Linked DNA regions of Homo sapiens: all the other regions are linked to region 1. Evidence: chromatin loops called from intact Hi-C (ENCODE). Cell type or tissue: endothelial cell of umbilical vein. All regions are shown on one strand. Region 1 overlaps SLC25A21 (solute carrier family 25 member 21). Region 2 overlaps SLC25A21 (solute carrier family 25 member 21). Region 3 holds the start of MIPOL1 (mirror-image polydactyly 1). Region 4 overlaps SLC25A21 (solute carrier family 25 member 21).

The links. A loop is a pair of places that touch in the nucleus more often than their neighbours do. Peaks named below come from ENCODE experiments on the same cell type or tissue, not always from the same donor. Only the 100,000 strongest peaks of a DNase experiment are listed, where the experiment ranks them.
Region 2: it touches region 1 in a loop (8-fold over the local background); 9 of 110 quality-filtered maps call a loop at or near these places.
Region 3: a loop joins it to region 1, with 6 times the contacts of the local background. A loop is called at or near these places in 2 of 110 quality-filtered maps.
Region 4: it touches region 1 in a loop (2.0-fold over the local background); 3 of 110 quality-filtered maps call a loop at or near these places.

The regions. Positions count from the first base shown.
Region 1 is chr14:37,116,213-37,118,712 of GRCh38, forward strand. The region is part of intron 1 of SLC25A21 (solute carrier family 25 member 21); the gene reads right to left. Among named protein-coding and RNA genes, the nearest start is that of SLC25A21-AS1, 55 kb to the right of the region's middle. In endothelial cell of umbilical vein, a CTCF peak has its summit at 1,550; DNase peaks (open chromatin) are centred at 949 and 1,479; H3K27ac peaks cover 1,161 bases.
Region 2 is chr14:36,981,144-36,983,643 of GRCh38, forward strand. All of the region lies in intron 1 of SLC25A21 (solute carrier family 25 member 21), which reads right to left. Among named protein-coding and RNA genes, the nearest start is that of MIR4503, 30 kb to the left of the region's middle. In endothelial cell of umbilical vein, no CTCF peak of the experiment used is centred here; a DNase peak (open chromatin) is centred at 1,168; H3K27ac peaks cover 946 bases.
Region 3 is chr14:37,197,280-37,199,779 of GRCh38, forward strand. It overlaps MIPOL1 (mirror-image polydactyly 1), which reads left to right and starts at 658. Exons shown (of 13, transcript NM_001388067.1): 1 at 658-825. In endothelial cell of umbilical vein, a CTCF peak has its summit at 997 (motif pointing left); a DNase peak (open chromatin) is centred at 632; H3K4me3 peaks cover 1,514 bases; H3K27ac peaks cover 1,656 bases.
Region 4 is chr14:36,753,619-36,756,118 of GRCh38, forward strand. The region is part of intron 3 of SLC25A21 (solute carrier family 25 member 21); the gene reads right to left. Among named protein-coding and RNA genes, the nearest start is that of PAX9, 93 kb to the left of the region's middle. In endothelial cell of umbilical vein, no CTCF peak of the experiment used is centred here; no DNase peak of the experiment used is centred here.

The DNA of each region.
Region 1 (2,500 bases):
ACAGCACATGTACAATACCCTCTCTCAAGATGAGCTTGGTACCACATATACAGACCTATGTCCCACTCCGGGTAGATAATCTTTCACTGGCCTCTTCTCAGTTGGAATTTACAATTTACTACCTTACAATGCATATACATTCACTTTGTGTGCATCTTACAACACTTAAGATACAATGGTACTACAAGGCATATTTGACTTTCTCTAACTTCAGCATTACATTTGAAGTCCTTGGACATGTTATTGAAAGCCCTTACTAGGCAGACCTTTCCAAACTAACCAGAACATATCCTTTTAATAAAAAATAATAGCTATGTTCTCATTTTCAAAGTTTGTGATTAAAACCTACAGTGAAAGAATCCAGCTGAGAAAAAATTTCCTTTTGGTTCAAAAAAAAATAATGTCATTAAATTTATCGGAACAATATGAAATGAAGATGTTGTTGTTGGGTCCTTCACTTATAATAGAAACCAAATATGCTTGCTGGCTTAGTTAAATCCACAAATTATTTGTCACATAACATTTCAACAACAATTTTGAACATATAAAAGTTAAGGTACCAAAGAAAATCCCACTGTCAATGATAATCAAACTAAACAACTACACATCTTTTTGTATGTGATTTAATTGCCCAGATTTCAAAGAAAGCCACATAATCTTATGAGTTAAAATATTTCTTTTTCTTATTTTAAGCATGGCAGGACAGCTTTTCAAAACATAACTTGTAGTATTGGGTGCCATTCCAACTACCAATTCAGATCCTTTGACATGGCGGCTCAGTTTGCTAATCTTGGCTTATACTTTTAAAAACAACTTACTACAACTTTACGTGGTAGCATTCTGTTTTTCTTATAGTTTATAGCTGAAAAATGTACTCTTTAATTACTCTTGATATTGACAAAGGGCACTGTGACTCATTTTATTTTTCAACATAGAGCTAAAAGGTACATGAATCATCCTTTTGAAATTTGGAATGCAGGCAAAACAGTGGCTGTGAATGGAGTCTAAGTAAATAATTCCTCTCATCATCTAAACTTTTTTTCAGGGCATCAGCACTAGAAAAAGTCATTTTCTTAGCAGTAGCTTATTGCCCTAAAAAAGAAATGGTGAAAAATTTATTCCCAGAGCACAGTTTATTTACCATAAGATGTGGCTCAGTAAAGTGTTTTGTATGTTGGAAATGTAAAGTTAATTCTTCCTGTCAAAGCCTTAGGAAAACAGGCACATCGTAAACATACTTTTGCATTTTAGAGCTGGCTCTCTTTATTTTAGAAGAGAGTTTTTTCTATACATCCCTTAAGTCGGCATTCTTAGATGTGTAGAAATGAGAATAAGTAATTTAATAGTATCCTGGTATGACAGATCTAATATAACATATACTAGAGTACGTTTTTCACTCTCCACATGGGAATACAAAGAGGGAGAGGGGGGAAGTGTAGAAAATAAAATCCCAAGAGATGAAACTGATACCTCTCTATGAAGAACTTTTAAGCTCCTTCAAATAGTGGGGTTAAGTCACTGCCAAGGCTCAATACTGCCATCTCCTTCCTAAATGCAGAAATACATAAGCAATCTGAGGATAAAAATACAGGATCACAAAGCAAAAAGTAGTTACTGGATACATAAAATTCACCAAACATAGTTTTTTTTTGTTTGTTTTTTTTTTTTGTCATTTTGGTAGGAAGTCCAATCACTAAAGATAGTTTAAAAACTTTATTAAATTAACAAATATTTTAAGACTACAAAATGATTCTTTTTTGTATGGATTCCCCTCCTCCCAAAAAGCTTAATTTATAGTTTAAATGATAATAGCCCTCCCCAGAAACTAAACCACCTTTGCAAAACTAATGAAAGGCCACCAAGTTAGGAGGATGGTAGGAACCCGAATTATACTAACGTACAGATGTAATGGATTACCAGCCATTATTCCAGAGGTCACAATATTTGCAGCTTCTCCAACCACTCCTGCAGATAACACCACTATTGTTAGAACCTAAGAATGGACTTTTGAGATGTCTTTTCAGGTTTTTGCATTTCTGACAACTGATGGCTCCACCCAGATCCACCAACAAGTCCTGTGGCCCCACCTAGAAGCAGACTCAGCAAACAGGAAGACCATTTTCCACAGCTCTGTGATTGTACCCCCAAACAATCAGCAGCTCCCATTCCCCAGCCACCTGCCTCCTCCCAACTATTTTTGAAAAACTCTAGCCTCCAAATTTTTAGGGAGGCTGATTTGAGTAATAATAAAACTCCGCTCTCCTGTTTAACTGGTTCTGAATATGTAAAGCTCTTTCTCTATTGCAGTTCCCCTGCCTTGATAAATTGGCTTTATCTGGGCAGTGGGTAAGAAGAACCCATTGAGTGGTTACACTATTATTGATAATAGTCCAACTTATTTTTCTTATTTTAAAAGATATTTAAGGATTGAGACAACTACTAAGGAAGTACATAAAACCAACCTTAAATTTAAGCAGAGTAATTCCCTGGACTATCTTTT
Region 2 (2,500 bases), 140 kb before region 1:
TCTCACACCAGTTAGAATGGTGATCATTAAAAAGTCAGGAAACTACAGGTGCTGGAGAAGATGTGGAGAAATAGGAACGCTTTTACACTGCTCTTGGGACTGTAAACTAGTTCAATCACTGTGGAAGACAGCGTGGCGATTCCTCAAGGATCTGTAACTAGAAATATCATTTGACCCAGCCATACCATTACTTGGTCTATACCCAGAGGATTATAAATTATGCTACTATAAAGACACATGCACACGTATGTTTATTGCAGCACTATTCACAATAGCAAAGACTTGGAACCAACCCAAATGTCCAACAATGATAGACTGGATTAAGAAAATGTGGCACATATACACCATGGAATGCTATGCAGCCATAAAAAAGGATAAGTTCATGTCCTTTGTAGGAACATGGATGAAGCTGGAAACCATCATTCTCAGCAAACTATCGCAAGGACAGAAAACCAAACACCGCGTGTTCTCACTCATAGGTGGGAATTGAACAATGAGAACACTTGGACACAGGGTGGGGAACATCACACACTGGGGCCTGTCGTGGGGTGGGGGGAAAAGGGAGGGATAGCATTAGGAGATATAGCTAATGTAAATGACGAGTTAATGGGTGCAGCATACCAACATGGCACATGTATACATATGTAACAAACCTGCACCTTGTGCACATGTACCCTAGAACTTAAAGTATAATAATAAAAATAAAATTAAATTAAAAAAATAAATAAAAAACTGTTGAATTATTTGATCCACTCAATACCTAACAGGCGAGTTGATGTATCTACTGATTTTAATCCTCACAATTATACTGAACTGAATGATTGTTTTGGTGTCATGCACACAACACGCTTAAGTTTTCCATTGGCCATGCCTATGATTTTGTGTCCTTTAAGGTATGACTATAGTGATCCCATATAGTCAAATATCTGGGAAGTTCTTGCAAAACATGGAGAGTATCTATTACTGTCAACATGATGTGATCTCATTATTTACAAGTAAAAGTTCAGCACCAAATTATAGAACAGATTTCAGAATAGAATCAAACTATAGAACAGATTTTAAACTCATTTTCAAATAAGTTTTATGCTATGAGGAAGTTATTTCAAAATATTCCATCACAGAAAGTGTGACTCATTGAGAATCCAAATTATTCATTGTGTATTATGACTAACATTCTTAATGTGAACATTCCTTAATGAGTAAACCTGCAGTGTACAAAAATAGTAAAATATTATTCAAATATCACCACATAGTAACCTCCTTTTCATCCTGTTGGGGCTCGCACACATGGAACAAAGAACAAAATTTTAAAAATAAGCACAGGGCCATCTAAGCAGTAGAATTTTTAACCATGAAAGGTTTTAGTATTTATTAGGTGGACTGATTTTTTTTTAATTGGCTGTACCGGGTGCAGTAATCACACCACTTTGGGAGGCCAAGGCAGATGGATTGCTTGAGCTCAGGAGTTCAAGACCAGCCTGACCAACATGGCAAAACCCTGTCTCTATCAAAAATACAAAAATTAGCTGGGCATGGTGGCACACACCTGTAGTCCCAGCTACTCTGGGGGTGAGATGGGAGGATCGCTTGAGCCTGGGAGCCAGAGGTTGCAGTAAGCCAAAACGGCGACACTGCACTCCAGCCTGGGCCATAGAGTGAGACTCCATCTCAACAAAAAACAACAACAACAACAACAAACAAAACAAAAGGCTAATGCAGATATATCTTACTAAATAATATCCCTCTTCAAGTGTGTTTCAAGAGGAACACACTTGTTTGTCCTACTTTACTTTCCCAAGCCTAAATTAAAGATTAAAAATAATTTCCTTTGAGTTTTTTCAAAATAGGCTAAAGGAATGGCTAATAACCATAAAGTATGATTGAATAATGCTCCAAAATTAACAGTTGGCCTTTCATTTGATATTAACTATCTCTAGACATTAATCCTATAAAGTTTTTAAAAAGAAAAGTTACTTTTCTCTTCACTTGACATTTAAGAGTCTTGAATACAAAACCCTGAAACATGATATAAAGATGTTCTAGATAGCATACACTTACGAAGTGCATTTTCAATGAGTAGTCCATATTCCTGGGTTCACTCTCAGAGCACTGCTTCTTTCTTTCACTTACTTTTATTCTAAAATTAGATATGGGAGGAAGGAATCATAGTCTTTCTGTTATGCTTCTGATTCATTTATTTCACAAATACATTTGGGTACCTACTATATGCCAGACATTAGTGTAGGTGCTAATATACAGCAGTAAACAAAACAGTCAAAAACCTCCCCTCAGAAGCTTCTACTTTTCTTACCCCAATATTTACAGTACTCTATTATGAAAAAGTAAAGAAACAAAAAATATGTGGAAAAAAGAGAATGCTTACACAATGCTGGTGAAAATGTAAGTTAGTTCAACCCCTGTAGAAAACAGTATGGAGATTTCTCAAAGTACTAAAACAGAACTACCTTTTGATCCAGCAATCCCATGACTGGGTATCTAC
Region 3 (2,500 bases), 81 kb after region 1:
TTCACGGAGGTAGGCCAATTGAAAACTTTGGACATTTTTAAATTCTGTAAGGTTTAACATTTTTTCTTAGAGGATTCACATATCGTAATCTCATCCAGCACTTCAGTCAAAAAAAAAAAAAAAAAAAAAAGTCACCAGCTCCAAGGTTTTAGTGTGAAACGTTCTTTGGCCAGGATCTAGATAGTACTTTTGCTCACTCAACCGGAGCCCGATCTGGTGCCATTTTCACTTGACCGCCGCTTCGAAACACGTCCCTCCCACCTCTCATCCCAAACCACACACAAAGAAGGAAAGCACAATTTCGACAGGTCTTGGGAAAACTCGACGAGGCCAAGTATGAGGCCACAAGACACCGTTTTTAGTTCCGCGTTCTCCCTCTTCTAATCCTATTAGGTTTTGTCCAGACAACGTTTTGCTCTTTCAGAAGAGAAAGAGCGTTCTGCGCTCGTCGTCTTGGATTCGACAACCATAAGCATCCCGTTAGGGCAACCACCGCAGCAGACTAAGTTCGACTACTTTCTCTCCAAACTCCTCCCGGGCCTTCTTCCCAAGCTCTCTCTTTCTCCTGGAGGCCCCGCCTCGCGGCCCGGCAGCGCGGCACGCGCATGCCCGGTGCTCGCCGCTTGCGCTCTCCCCTGCGGCGCGCCGCCGCCCCGTAGGCCCCACGCGCCGCCCCGCTCCTCCGCCGGATCGTCTGTGGGTGAGTCTCGAGCCAGGAGGCTCTGAGCCAGTGGCGATTGGCTGACGCGGTGGCTGCGCACTCGGCCTGAGAAACTCGGCAAGCGCGCAGTGTCGACTCCCCGGTCTATGCCAGGCGCATCTCAGGTAAACGGTTGGGCAGGGAGGTTTGGGCGACGGAGAATGATAGTGGTGGGCACAGATCAGCCCTGGAGTTTTCGGCCGCAGACTTTTCCTTGGAGAAGGAGAAGGGGCCCCGCGGAATCTGTACTTAGTGAATGCTGACCCCGCGTGGCCGGGAGTGATGGGGCTCTCTCGAAGGTCAGTGTCGTGGGGTCCTCAGGTGGCAGACAGCTCTTTCTGGGTATGGTTTTGGTATTGTCTCCAGTTTCCTAATACTGGACCTGAGCAGCTGAGCATTTATTCAAGGGTGTATTTTTTTTGTTTTTTTCCCCTTAAGTCGCGGTTAGTCAGAAGGTTCCAGTCCTCGCTCAACCTCTGATCGACTCTGTGCCCATGAGAGAGTCGTTTTATATTTCATTTCTCACACGTGGAAGTGTGGGCGAAGAATGAGGGGCTTCTTTAAGCGCGCTAAGCCATGCTGTAAAAAGATACTGTTAGAATTTTTTTTTTTCTTTTTTGATTCACAATGTCCCTGGACCTGGTGCAACGTTTGGGAAGCATTTTAAGCTCTATGGATGGAGGGAACAAGACAGCCGCATTATTAGACAAGGATGGTAGAAAGGAACAACTTTCCACAAACACACGCGTTTGGAAAAGCTCCTTTGAGCATTTTATGCAGGTTAAATCACAGTGGTAGTAGATAGAAATAAGCCAAAACAAAGGGCCAAACAAAACTACATTTCAAGGAGGTGTTCTTTTCTTCCCCAGATAACTTGAATATACTATCACAAATTATTGGCGTTTCAAAGTTTTTCCTTGTGATCTGGTATGGAGTTCATCTAAAATGACAATTACATAATCATTCTATGCAATCGTATGCCAATAAAATTAATTAAAACAGTTTAATTTTTAATGTGAGGAATAGGAATCAAGACATGTCATTGATGGGAGGTAATGATGGCAATCAGCAAAATGAATGGGAGATGTATACAATTTTCCTTCAAAGGAGTAGAGTTTATAGAGATATTTTTATTGCGTTAATATTTAAAGTATAAAGACATACAGAAAAGTGCATGAATCGTAAGTGTACAGCTCGGTGAATTTTCACAAAGTGTAAATACCCATGTATCCAGTATCTAGATCAGGAAAGAGCATTATTGCATCCCGGAAGCCCCACTTCATGGTTCCAAAGGTAATCATTATCTGGACTTCCAACATTATCAATGAATTTCACCTATTATTTACTTTATATAAATGGAGTAATATGGTATTTAGTCCTTAGTTTCTGATTTTTGCTCAATATTTTATTTGTGAGATTTATTCAAGTTATGTAGCAGTTTGTTATTCTCATGCTGTATGTATAGTATTTCTAGTTTTTGGCTATTACCAATAGGGCTGCTATAAAGATTTTTAGAAATATTTTGATGAAATTATGTATACTTTTTTTTTTCTTCTTTTTTTTGAGATGGAGTCTCGCTCTGCCGCCAAGGCTGGAGTGCAGTGGCGCGATCTCGGCTTACTGCAACCTCCGCCTCCCGGGATCAAGCAATTCTCCTGTCTCAGCCTCCCGAGTAGCTGGGACTACAGGTGCCTACCACCACGCCTGGCTAAGTTTTGTATTTTTAGTAAAGACGGGGTTTCACCTTGTTGGTCAGGCTGGTCTCAAACTCCTGACCTCAGCTGATCCACCTGCCTCAGC
Region 4 (2,500 bases), 360 kb before region 1:
CCTAAAGGGAAGTTAATGCTTAGTAGTTGCATACTGTAAAGACATTGATGATTTAAAACTAAATCATTTGACAAAATCCACCAGAAGCAAAGCCAATATTTATAGAATTTCAGAACCATAGCACTTCTGAACTAGAAAGGGCCCGTCACAGCTCTTTAGTCCTCTCCTCTGAAGCTTGATTTCTCTCTATAGTGTATCCACCAAGTTGTTACCTGGCTTCTGATGAGGCACCTCTAGATGGCAGGATCTCAGAACATTCAGGGTTTCCATACAATCTTGAGATGGCTCTCTCACTGGGGACAGAGAGAGAGAGAGAGAGAGAGAGAGAGAGAGAGAGAGAGAAAGAGAGAGAAAAAGCGAGCAGATCAAAGAGAGATCAAAGTGATCCTGCTTTGATCCCAGATCCATTTTTTGGAAACTTTTACCTGATTCTATTCACCAGGCTAATTTTATGTATCAACTTGACTAGGCTACAGGGTGCCCAGATATTTGGTCAAACGTTATTCTGAGTGTTTCTGTGAGGATGTTTTTGGGTGAGAGTAACATTTAAGTCAGGAGATGGAATAAAGCAGATAGCCCTTCATAATGTGGGTGGGTCTCATCCAATCAGTTGAAGGCCTGAGTAGAACAAAAGGCTGACCTTTCCTGGAGAAAGAGAAACTTCTCCAGCCTGAGCTCAGCCTTTAAACTGGGATATCAGTTCTTCTAGTTCTATAGCAGCTTATAGCCTTCAGACTGCAAACCTACCACTCTTCTACTTCCTTAAGGCTATATATGATAGAAAAAATAAGGTGGGTGGGTGAGGATAAATATCTTCCAAGTACATTAAAGGGGAAAAGGGAAGGGAAATAAGATTCGATGAGAGTTGCTTAACACACAATTTGATTTCATCTTTATTTACAGATGTGGAAACAAAGATTCTTGGAACCTAAGTAGCTTATCTACATAGTTAAGAAGTAATTGATATGGGACGGAAGCCCAGATCTCTCTGATCCTGAAGCCTGTGGTCTGTCCCCTGTGCCATATCACACAGCATACACACTGTGGGCACTTGAAAGAATTTCCAGAATGATATAAATTGATGGCACGAACATACAAAAGACAGTGCCCAAAAGAGAAAAAAAAAGAGATAAAAGTATAATACAAGGAAAAGTTAAATTTAATAGGAAATATGTTATTAATTTATCTACTTGTACTTTGTCTTCCTACAGAATTCAGTAATTTTCATAGTAATGCATTTTCACTGCCAGTAGCAAAATCGGTGGCAAAGGAAGAATAATTGTTTTCAGGAGAGCTAAGGGATGAGAAAAATTGAATTTAGAAAACTCAATACACAGTTAATAATCATCTTTAAAGTCTGAATTATGATGAAAACTGTAAATGCTCAGAAAATAGTAGAGGAAAATAAAAATTTAAAATTAAAATCACACAAACAATCTACAATTCTAAAATAAAGAGGAAAAGAAAATGAAACAAAGAATTCCACTTAGTTTGGACCCTTGAAAAACCATAGTCTAAAACCACACTCCCATTTATATTAAATAATAATGAATGAGGACAAATCTGGTATCCAACAACATTTTAGAAAAGTCTGACTCCAGTTTTTATCCAGCTATAGGGATGGAGGTTCCCTATTCACTGAAGAAGCAACAGTGTGATATCAGGGAAGAATTCAGTTATCACTCACCATGTAAAACCACCACTGTATTCAGAAAGTGGGCATTTTGCACATATAACATTTCCATGAACCATACATGTATGCACACAAGCACTCATGTGTGCACACACATATACACACTCACAGGCAAGGTGATTTTTTTCCTTCATCCCTGTCAGTGCCCTGTGGTGGCGGTCATTGATCTCTATGTGACCCAAACTCCCATGGGGCATGGCAATGCATCTGTGCTATGGCGACAAAGTTCAACAGCTCACACACTTGGATGCTATGGTAATATCAAATTGCTTTAACATTTCTAAACACTCTCAATTTCTGTGCTTATTGTGAACCACACTTTGACCACTCATTTTCTTCTGGAAATTAAAAAAAATCTATATATATCAAATATATGAACACATAGATCGTTTTTATCAACATAAGAGGAATCAAAAACAGATTAGTCCATTACTTGCCTTTTGTACTTAATTGATATCTTTCTTACTGGCCACCAGCTCCACAGCATGTTCCTGGTGAAGGCCTCAGAGCTCCACCCCTCCCTCTGGAGGCCAAGTGGGTCCATGTAACAGGCCTGGCATCTGTACCAGGATGGCAAATGAGAGGCTGGGACTCAGCACATAAAGTGGATTTTCTGCATGGCTGAGCCAAGTGCTTCCAACCATCCAGCCACATGTTTCTCTATATGGTCCTGGCAGCTATGGCTTAGGATAGAGCCAGAATTTGGCTTGATTTCTACACTGAAAAGCTTGATAGAATGCTGGGGTGGTGCCATCCCATAATAAAAGAGGTGGTTCCCTCAGACTGGCACACCATTCTCATTTGCCT